2 separate regions of the Homo sapiens genome follow, and region 1 is linked to region 2. A link is a contact called in ENCODE Hi-C or POLR2A ChIA-PET data. All regions are on one chromosome and are shown on one strand. Each heading gives the region's core, a stretch centred on a gene start or an enhancer-like site at or near the end of the contact. The rest is flanking DNA. Distances are from core to core; before and after follow the strand shown.

What was found. Hi-C counts contacts between places; a loop is a spot of excess contacts on that map. ChIA-PET counts read pairs that join two places held with the same protein, here RNA polymerase II (POLR2A). Pooled maps may share reads with other maps.
Region 1: a pooled map shows a loop between it and region 2 (3-fold over the local background). The contact joins two enhancer-like sites. A Hi-C loop is called at or near these places in 2 of 50 pooled maps. POLR2A ChIA-PET finds 5 or more read pairs at or near these places in 3 of 52 experiments (PC-9, WTC11 and activated T-cell).

Annotation. Positions count from the first base shown.
Region 1 is chr6:6,608,145-6,611,881 of GRCh38, forward strand. All of the region lies in intron 1 of LY86 (lymphocyte antigen 86), which reads left to right. All of the region lies in intron 1 of LY86-AS1 (LY86 antisense RNA 1), which reads right to left. Among named protein-coding and RNA genes, the nearest start is that of LY86-AS1, 13 kb to the right of the region's middle. Within about 2 kb of position 2,332, at least 8 of the 41 ENCODE cell types and tissues checked have a DNase peak (open chromatin) inside an H3K27ac peak, as active enhancers do.
Region 2 is chr6:6,388,587-6,392,645 of GRCh38, forward strand. The region is part of intron 4 of LY86-AS1 (LY86 antisense RNA 1); the gene reads right to left. Among named protein-coding and RNA genes, the nearest start is that of F13A1, 70 kb to the left of the region's middle. RefSeq lists enhancers at 2,718-2,767, 3,716-3,885, 4,016-4,059. Within about 2 kb of position 2,810, at least 6 of the 41 ENCODE cell types and tissues checked have a DNase peak (open chromatin) inside an H3K27ac peak, as active enhancers do.

The sequences.
Region 1 (3,737 bases), core at 1,082-3,581, 220 kb after region 2:
ATTGTACTGAAGGACCTCACCAGTGTAGTAAGACAAGAAAAAGAAAATGTTAAAGGATTTGAAAGGAGCAAACAAAAATACTATTATGTGCATATAATATGACTTTGTCTACGCAGAAAAACCTAATCTACAAATTACTGGAACTAATGAAAGTTGAATTAGCAATTTATTTGGGGACTAATTTATTACATTATTTCAAGAGATAGCTAGCATGCATCGCGTTACTTAATTCATTTTCATGGAGGTAGAGTACATCATTATACGTATCGACTACAATTGTGTCCCTCCTCCTTTTGATAAAAATTTAGGTTGTTTCCACTTTTTTGCAATTACAAACTGTTGTGAATATCCGTTATTTATGTCTCCTGTGTCAGAAAATGTTTACCGGCCCAGTCCTTTTTTTCTTTCTCCAGTTTTCAGCAGCTTAAGCCTGGGCAAAAGTATTTAGACTAATTGCTCTAGTTGTATCAGTTTTGTCCAGTAATGTTTCCATGCACACTAACAGTTTTTAAATGTTCTGAAGACACATGAACAGATGGCAAAAAAAGGCTGAACAATATCCAAACGGTTACAGCAATGGTGTTACAGAGAAGGGCATAGCGTTGAGCCAGGCCTTCTTTAAACTTTGCTGTGAAGCAGAAGAAACTCACACGTGGTGTTTAACTTGTGTGCAGGTCTGCGGGGGAAGGACGGCTGTGATTGTTCAACGGGTGAACTCTTCTCCTTTATTCATCCGAAATCCAATTTCCTGTCTTATTTTTCATGGCAGCTTGCTATCTTTCAATATAATTCTTTTTATATCTTTAGCAAAAGTATTTTTTATTCCCCTAATCAGGAAGGGAATGCTAGGGTGTGTTGATTCTGGAGGCAGAGAAATGAGTCCTTTCCTTGGTTAGGAATGTATTTTGCTGGCAGAGAGACCAAGCCAACCGCAGCTCTGCTTTTCCCCTCCAGCATCCACCTGTAAGAGCTTGTAATCTTTTATTGTTCATGGCCCCGGGATCCTATTCCCGGATGGTCTATGTGAAATGAAGAGAAAGTACAAGCAAGTTCAGATTTCCCATAGAAACACCTCCCTCCTTCCTGTCCAGGAGAGCTCTATTGCAGAGTTGGAGCATCCAGCAGACCCACCCTGGCTTCATCTCATTGACATAAGAGATGCAGAAAGAAATGGCGAATTGGCTTTGGGAATGAAGAATTTGACTTCCCTGGTTCCAGTTCAAGACATACGGGTGGGAACTCCCACTGGGTATCCACTCTGCTTTCTTGGGAAAGCTTCACGGTATCTTTAGGAAGGAAGCCTGGGATTCCACACCCTGGAGATACTGGATCTCTTATTCTCTATGCACTTCCTTACACACTTTCTCTTCCTTCAAGGGCCTCTCAGTTGAGGCACTACTCCACCTTAAATCCAGGTGGCCACATTCAGAAGCACTGTCACGCTGGCCTCTCAGCAACATGCTAACACAGAAAAGGAGGCTGTTTATGAGTCAGCTCTGCCAACAGGATTGCTTCCTAGGAAAAGTGCAAATTGATTTTTTTCCTCCTGTTGGTCTGCTGGGGGATTGGAGGCAGCCACGGACAATTCATTAGCACATGTAGGAAGGCCAGGGAGAAAAATAAGCTAAGTTGCTCTCATACTAGAAAGCATTTAGGAAGCAAACCCATAAACATGGATAATTATTGTGTGTCCATTAAAATTTAAAAAAAAAAAAAGAATTCGTGCTTGTTCTGTAGGCCTCTGTGTATGGCCAAGATTGGCTACAGGGCCCTGAACATTGCAAGAAACGTTTGCACTGGCAAGGAAGGGTGCTGGCCTCTATTTTTGTAGAAACAGGGTCTATGTTGCTCAGGCTGGTCGTGAACTCCTGGGCTCCAGCGATCCTCCTGCCCAGGCCTCCCAAAGTGTTGGAATTACACACATGAGCCACCACGCCCAGCCAGGATCTGTATGGTGGTGCTTATACGCAGTAACCCTGCATAGAACTACAAGAGCGAACACGTGCGTGCGTGTGAAAACCGCTAAAACCTGAGTACAGTCTGTAGAGTACACCAGTGTCAATGACTAGGTTTTGATACGTGGTTCTGTAAGATGTTACCATGAAGGGAAGTGGGTGAAAGTACACAGGGCACCTCTGTACTCTTTGTGTAGCTTCCTATGTCTATCATTATTTCAAGATAAAAAGATTTTATTTTAAAAAAATGGCCTGAAGCTCTTGAGCCTGAGGCTACGCATCTCCCTCTGCCTTTATGACCCACAGTGCAGGCCCTGAGCCCCCAGAGTCTGGGCTCCACTGCCCTGGCCTCTGGGGCATCTGAGAAGCCTGGTACAGGAAGGAAGCATGAAGCTTAAAATAGTGCTCAGTTCCTCCTTTTACAAGTGAAGAAACGGAAGCTTAGGGGGGGGCAAGGTGAGTGCTAGCTGATGCCCTGATTTACTGCCTGAGTTACATGGAAGCTTCTGTCCCTAGGAACATACCAAGACAGTCTGCCCTAAAATGGTCAAGCTAGAAGGCCAAAGCGAGGGAGGGCTGGGGTTTTGTTTTGTGGGGTGTGTGTGTGCATTCTCATGTGTGTATTTAAGGGCTGCAAAGGACATACTGGTTTTGATGTCACACTATGAGCACAAATGGTGTAGAAATTCTATTCCACAACATGAGCGATGTTCAGCAAAGTCAGTAAGAAGGTGAGCATGTCTGAGCTTACCTGCAAGATGAAGGCCTGTGATGACGGTGGAAACTCTTTCTGACCCCAGCAGCCACAGAAATTTGTATTTTGCCAAGGAAGGCTCCTTCTTTGAAAATATATAGGAAGAAGACAGAAGTCTACCTTTCTGATACCACTTTAAGCAATAGAGGAAAAGAAAATTATCTTGTTTTTCCACTGTCCTTCCAGGGGTGATTCTAGGACCGTTAAGATCTGGCCGTGTCTGAGCAAACACCAGCCACCTCCGACCTCCAGCCTTTCAAAGAAACAAGCTGGACTGTTTGCATTTATATGATTCAAAATGAAGGTCACAAAAGCACAACTGACTTGATTTTATGAAGAGCTTTTGTTGACAAACGTGAAGTTCCCAGAATACACAGTCTTTGGGACTTGAGTTTTTTTGTATATATTATTCTCTGTGCCTGAGTTGGTAGAAAAGAGCCTACATAACATAGGCTCCTACTCCAGCCCAGTACAAGGTTTTCAACCTGCACACTTTCCATAAACCCTCTCTGCCTCAGTTTTCCCAATTCTAAAACACGGATGATAGCATCTCTCTTAAGGCTTTTGTGAGGATTTCAGCTAATACATACGTAGGGCTCAGAACAGGACCTGCTGTGGAAAGAGCTATAGAAGTGATCACTGTTATTACACTCATCTGTAATTACTGCAAGTATTTGGAAATATATAGGAATATACTTAAGATGAATGGACACAAAACCGCCTCCACAGCTTCCAAGGCAAAGCGCTGCTACCTGTCCACCGTGTGGCAGTTCCTGTCACCCACACTGGTGCCTCCCTGTTCTCTCACCGCACCTTGTGGCTACGCTGCGCGCCGGTCGTGTTTGTCCCCCCTTTCTCCTGAAAGTCAGGGGCTATGCTTAAGACTAAATCACCTTTGTATCCCACATCTAGCACAGTGCCTATCAAACAGTACGGGCTCAAAAAGCTTTAACAATCGGACCGATAAAATAGCAGGGCTTTTGTCTCTCCTGTCAATCTAGCATCTCTCCTTCCATTTTTTCTGCACC
Region 2 (4,059 bases), core at 1,560-4,059:
ACAGCCAACAAAATAACATGTTATAGACTTTAAAATGTAAGAGAGTAGATTTCCTGTTAAGTGTTCTTATCACAACAAAATAAAATAGAACAATGCAAGATGTAATAAGTTTAATAAGGAAAATTATGTCAATGAAGTTGGGGCATGTTAAGAGGAGTCTGGGTTGTAAAACAAGGGAGTCTAACTCTTCTCATTGATTCAAGAGATAATGATTGATTTAATGGCCATATAGCATCTGGTGGAGTGCATGAGTGGCACATGCTATGTGAGCAATGCAAAGCAGTCATCTTTCTTTCTTTGCTGGCCAGACCAGAGCCAGAGCTTGTTGAACTCTTCTGGGGTATGCACTTTAAGATGGGCATTGGCATAGAGAGCTCTGAGAGGGAAATGGCCCATAACAAGGAGATGGAAATCCACGTCATGCTGTGTGTGGATGCAGTTAATTAAGGGCAGGGGTAGCGCATGGTGTCAGTCCTCACATCTCTGAGGGCTGTCAGAGGGTGTTCTGATTTAGTGCCTCCCCAGAATAGGAAAGACTGTTGTCCACCCTGGAGGGGCCAGCCCAGAGCTGGGCTACCACTGCACTGTAATATTAAGGTGGAAATGAGTAGACTCTCTTCCATGCCTCAGATGTCCTGTATTTTTCAGTAAGTTTTGACTATATGTTCCATGAGGGCAGGAAGTGTGACTGTCTTTTGCACCCTTAATTCCCATATCGAACAGTGCACCTGGCACATAATAAGCACTCAGATTACATGTGGAGTTGAATTGAAGGTTCTTTCTCTCCATAAAGGTGTGTGTTCCCCACGGCTGAGCACTAGCCCATCTGAGCATCTCTCTCTCTCCTCTCTCTGATACCTCATTCACTCCCACGATTTCAACCCTCACTTCTCTATGGAGAAGGGACCCCTGAGTCTATGCTTCTTGCTAGGCCCACATTTCCCAATTCCCTGCTGAATTATTTCCAACTGGAAATTTTATTCTCTGTTATTTGCAGAATTGCTAAGTTCAAACTCCTCATGGTACTCACCAGAAAAGCCTTCTCTCCAATTTCCCTGCTTCAGTACTAATACACACATTTCTGCAGCCATCCATTTCTCAATGACAGCACATCAGCAGGCACTCAAGGTTCTGAAGAAGACATGCAGAGTGTAGCTTGTGATTGGTCAAAATGAGACTGACAGAAGCTGATCACCGAGGCATGAGCCTGGCATACCAGCCATTACAGGTGAGGGAGAGGCTCATTTTGGTCAAGTATACATTTTTTTATATATGTATATTTTTTATTATACTTTAAGTTCTAGGGTACATGTGAACAACACGCAGGTTTGTTACATATGTATAAATTTTTATGTCCACTTAATAAGTAAATTCATAATTATCACCTTCTCATCAATAACAAAGAAATGAAAGAATGCAAGGTAGTTCTATTCAATGTGGGCGTGTTTCCTCCAATCATGAAGACACTCTTAAACCCCAGCTTAGCCATCATTGTTGAAGAGTTTAGCGTGCTGCCTAAATAGACTAGATGCTTAATACTTATTTGTTGAATGAATAGAAATAAATCTATTTTCAGGGAATAAAACAACATCAGAAATCTAATCCTATTTCTCTTCTGGCATAGGACTACAGCTATTGAGCACTTGAAATCTGGCTAGTCTGAGTTGAGATGTACTCTAAATATAAAAGCAGCACTGGATTTCAGTCCTAGGATGTAGAATATTTTATTAGTAATTTTATATTGAATATTGATTATATGTTGAAACAATCATATTTTGGGTGTATTGAATTAAATAAAATACATTATTAAAGTTAACTTCACTTGTTTCTTTTTACTTTTTAAATATGACTTGTAGAGATTTTAAAATTATATGCCCAGCTTATATGCTATTTCTATTGGACAATGTCGTTGCAGACCCCTCTGTGGGTGCTACTGAACTCCTATTCATATTTTGGCAATGAAGAGGAGTTATTTGTTCTATGGGGGGCCCGTTCCATTGTATGGTAGCAGCCTAATTGAAAGAATATTAAGTTGAAATTAGTTTTTCTATCATTTCCATACTTCAATCCCAGGCAAATGCCCCACCCTCACCTTGTAATTTCATCGGTCAAATGAGGCAGCTGCGCTAGGTGACCTTGAGGCCCTCTCCCTGTCCAGCCATGTAGGAATCCTCTATTCCTGCCCTCCTCCCCCTTCCACCCAACAGCCCTCCAAATCCTTTCAGGCAGCCCTCAGATCTCTTCTTAGCTTCTGCCAGCTTTTCTCAGCTCCTCAGCACCTCTGAGAGCTTTGCAAATCATCCCTTCACAGCATCATCATAAAATATCTCACCGGAGCCAGTTTGAGGGGGAGGCAGCTTTTGCAGCTCCCAAGAGGGCAGATGCCACTCCCTGCCACCAGGTCTCCATGGCCCCTCCCACACTTGGAGAGTGAGGGCTCCGGGGAGGGTGGCTCTACTTCACTGCAGAGAAAATGCAGTCGGTGAGAGAAAGAGATACACTGAGGCTCCAGAGAGTGTAAAACAAGCATCTCGTCACAAAACAGAGAGGAAACTAAGTCTGGGATTTATTGCTGAGTCCCTTCTTCTGATAAAGAAGCCAGAGGAGCATCAACATTTTCCTTGGAGTCGGGAGTCCTTGGCACCCTCTCTCTGCAGAGTGAGTTCCATCTGAAAACTCTCCTTGGCTGCTCATGCCAATCTGCCTTTCTTCCAAACAAGGACATGAAATCACTCTCTCTAGAACGCAGATTCCATAAGGCTCCAGAAAGAGACTAGGTTTCATTTTAGCCATCAAGGCCCTCTGGCCCCATGCGCTGTTAGCTGGGTGGCCCCTCTTGGCAGAATGACTTCAAAGGGTATTTCCCACCTAAAAGGCCAAATATGTTTTTATAGTTACACCCTCACAGCTTCATTCTTCAACTCAGTGTCTCAGTTCCCTTTTTGCTGATTTCAAATAATGTCCTAGCAGCTTAGACTTATTGCTTTCCCCCTTTCTGTTCAGGTTTTGGGGAAATATTATATTATATATATATTATATATTAATATATATAATAAATAAATATATATATATATATATCATATATATGTTAAAAGAATCAGACTGTAAGCCATTGCCAGTGCACCCCTCAATTATCGGTGAGTCTCTTTCTTAGGAGTCAGCAGTCACTCAGCTCCGTGATACTGCATCTGTGTTGGGCTACACATAAGACAATGATCTACTCCTGGTGTGTTTTGTTTCCACAAATGACTGCACATATTTCCAAATTTTTCAATTGCTTAAGAATAATTGCAGCCCCCAAAGGCCAGTTGTTTGCAAGTCATTTCCCTTGGCATAGACAATCTAATCCATGATCCATATTGGATGCAACTCTCCTGATGTCCTCGACACCCAGAATTTGCCAATACATGTTTTTGAAATTAAGAAGAATTAATACATGAGGCTGGGCTTCTCTAGTCCTGTCTTAATCATGGGTAAAATTCAGCATGGGCTGTATTCCTTTCAGCAATGCCCACGCCATGCCAGCTACTGGACTTGGAGAACTTGAGGAGTGAAGACAACAGGCAATTATCATACTGTAAATGTGTACTGTGTTAGGGATGGTATAGGCAAGACTCAAATCAGCACCTTGGCACCATCAGAGCTAGTTTAGCTGTTTATAGCTCAGACTCATTTTGGTTGGTCAGAAGAGACTCCGACCTAGCTGGTGGGGGCAGTGGGACAGTTGATAAGCCCTGGAGGATTTGTCAACACCCATGGGACCAACAGAGGCAACAAACTCAAACTTTTCCAGTGAGGATGAAAGCCACACAACCCTGTCACTGTATCTTTGGGCTGACCCTCTGACCTCTTAGATGCTGAATCCACCCCTGCCTTCCTGTTCCTGCCACTGCTGTCTTCCTCACCAGGCCCTTCATGCTTGCCTCCCATCAACTGTCTCAGGTCCTGATGCCTGGCAGCCACCCAGACCCAGTATAGCGTATTTTGTCCTCGGGGCTTTTCAGAAGCCTTGAGCTTCTTGACAAACTTTCGCTCCAGTTGGAGGGAGGTCATGTGGTA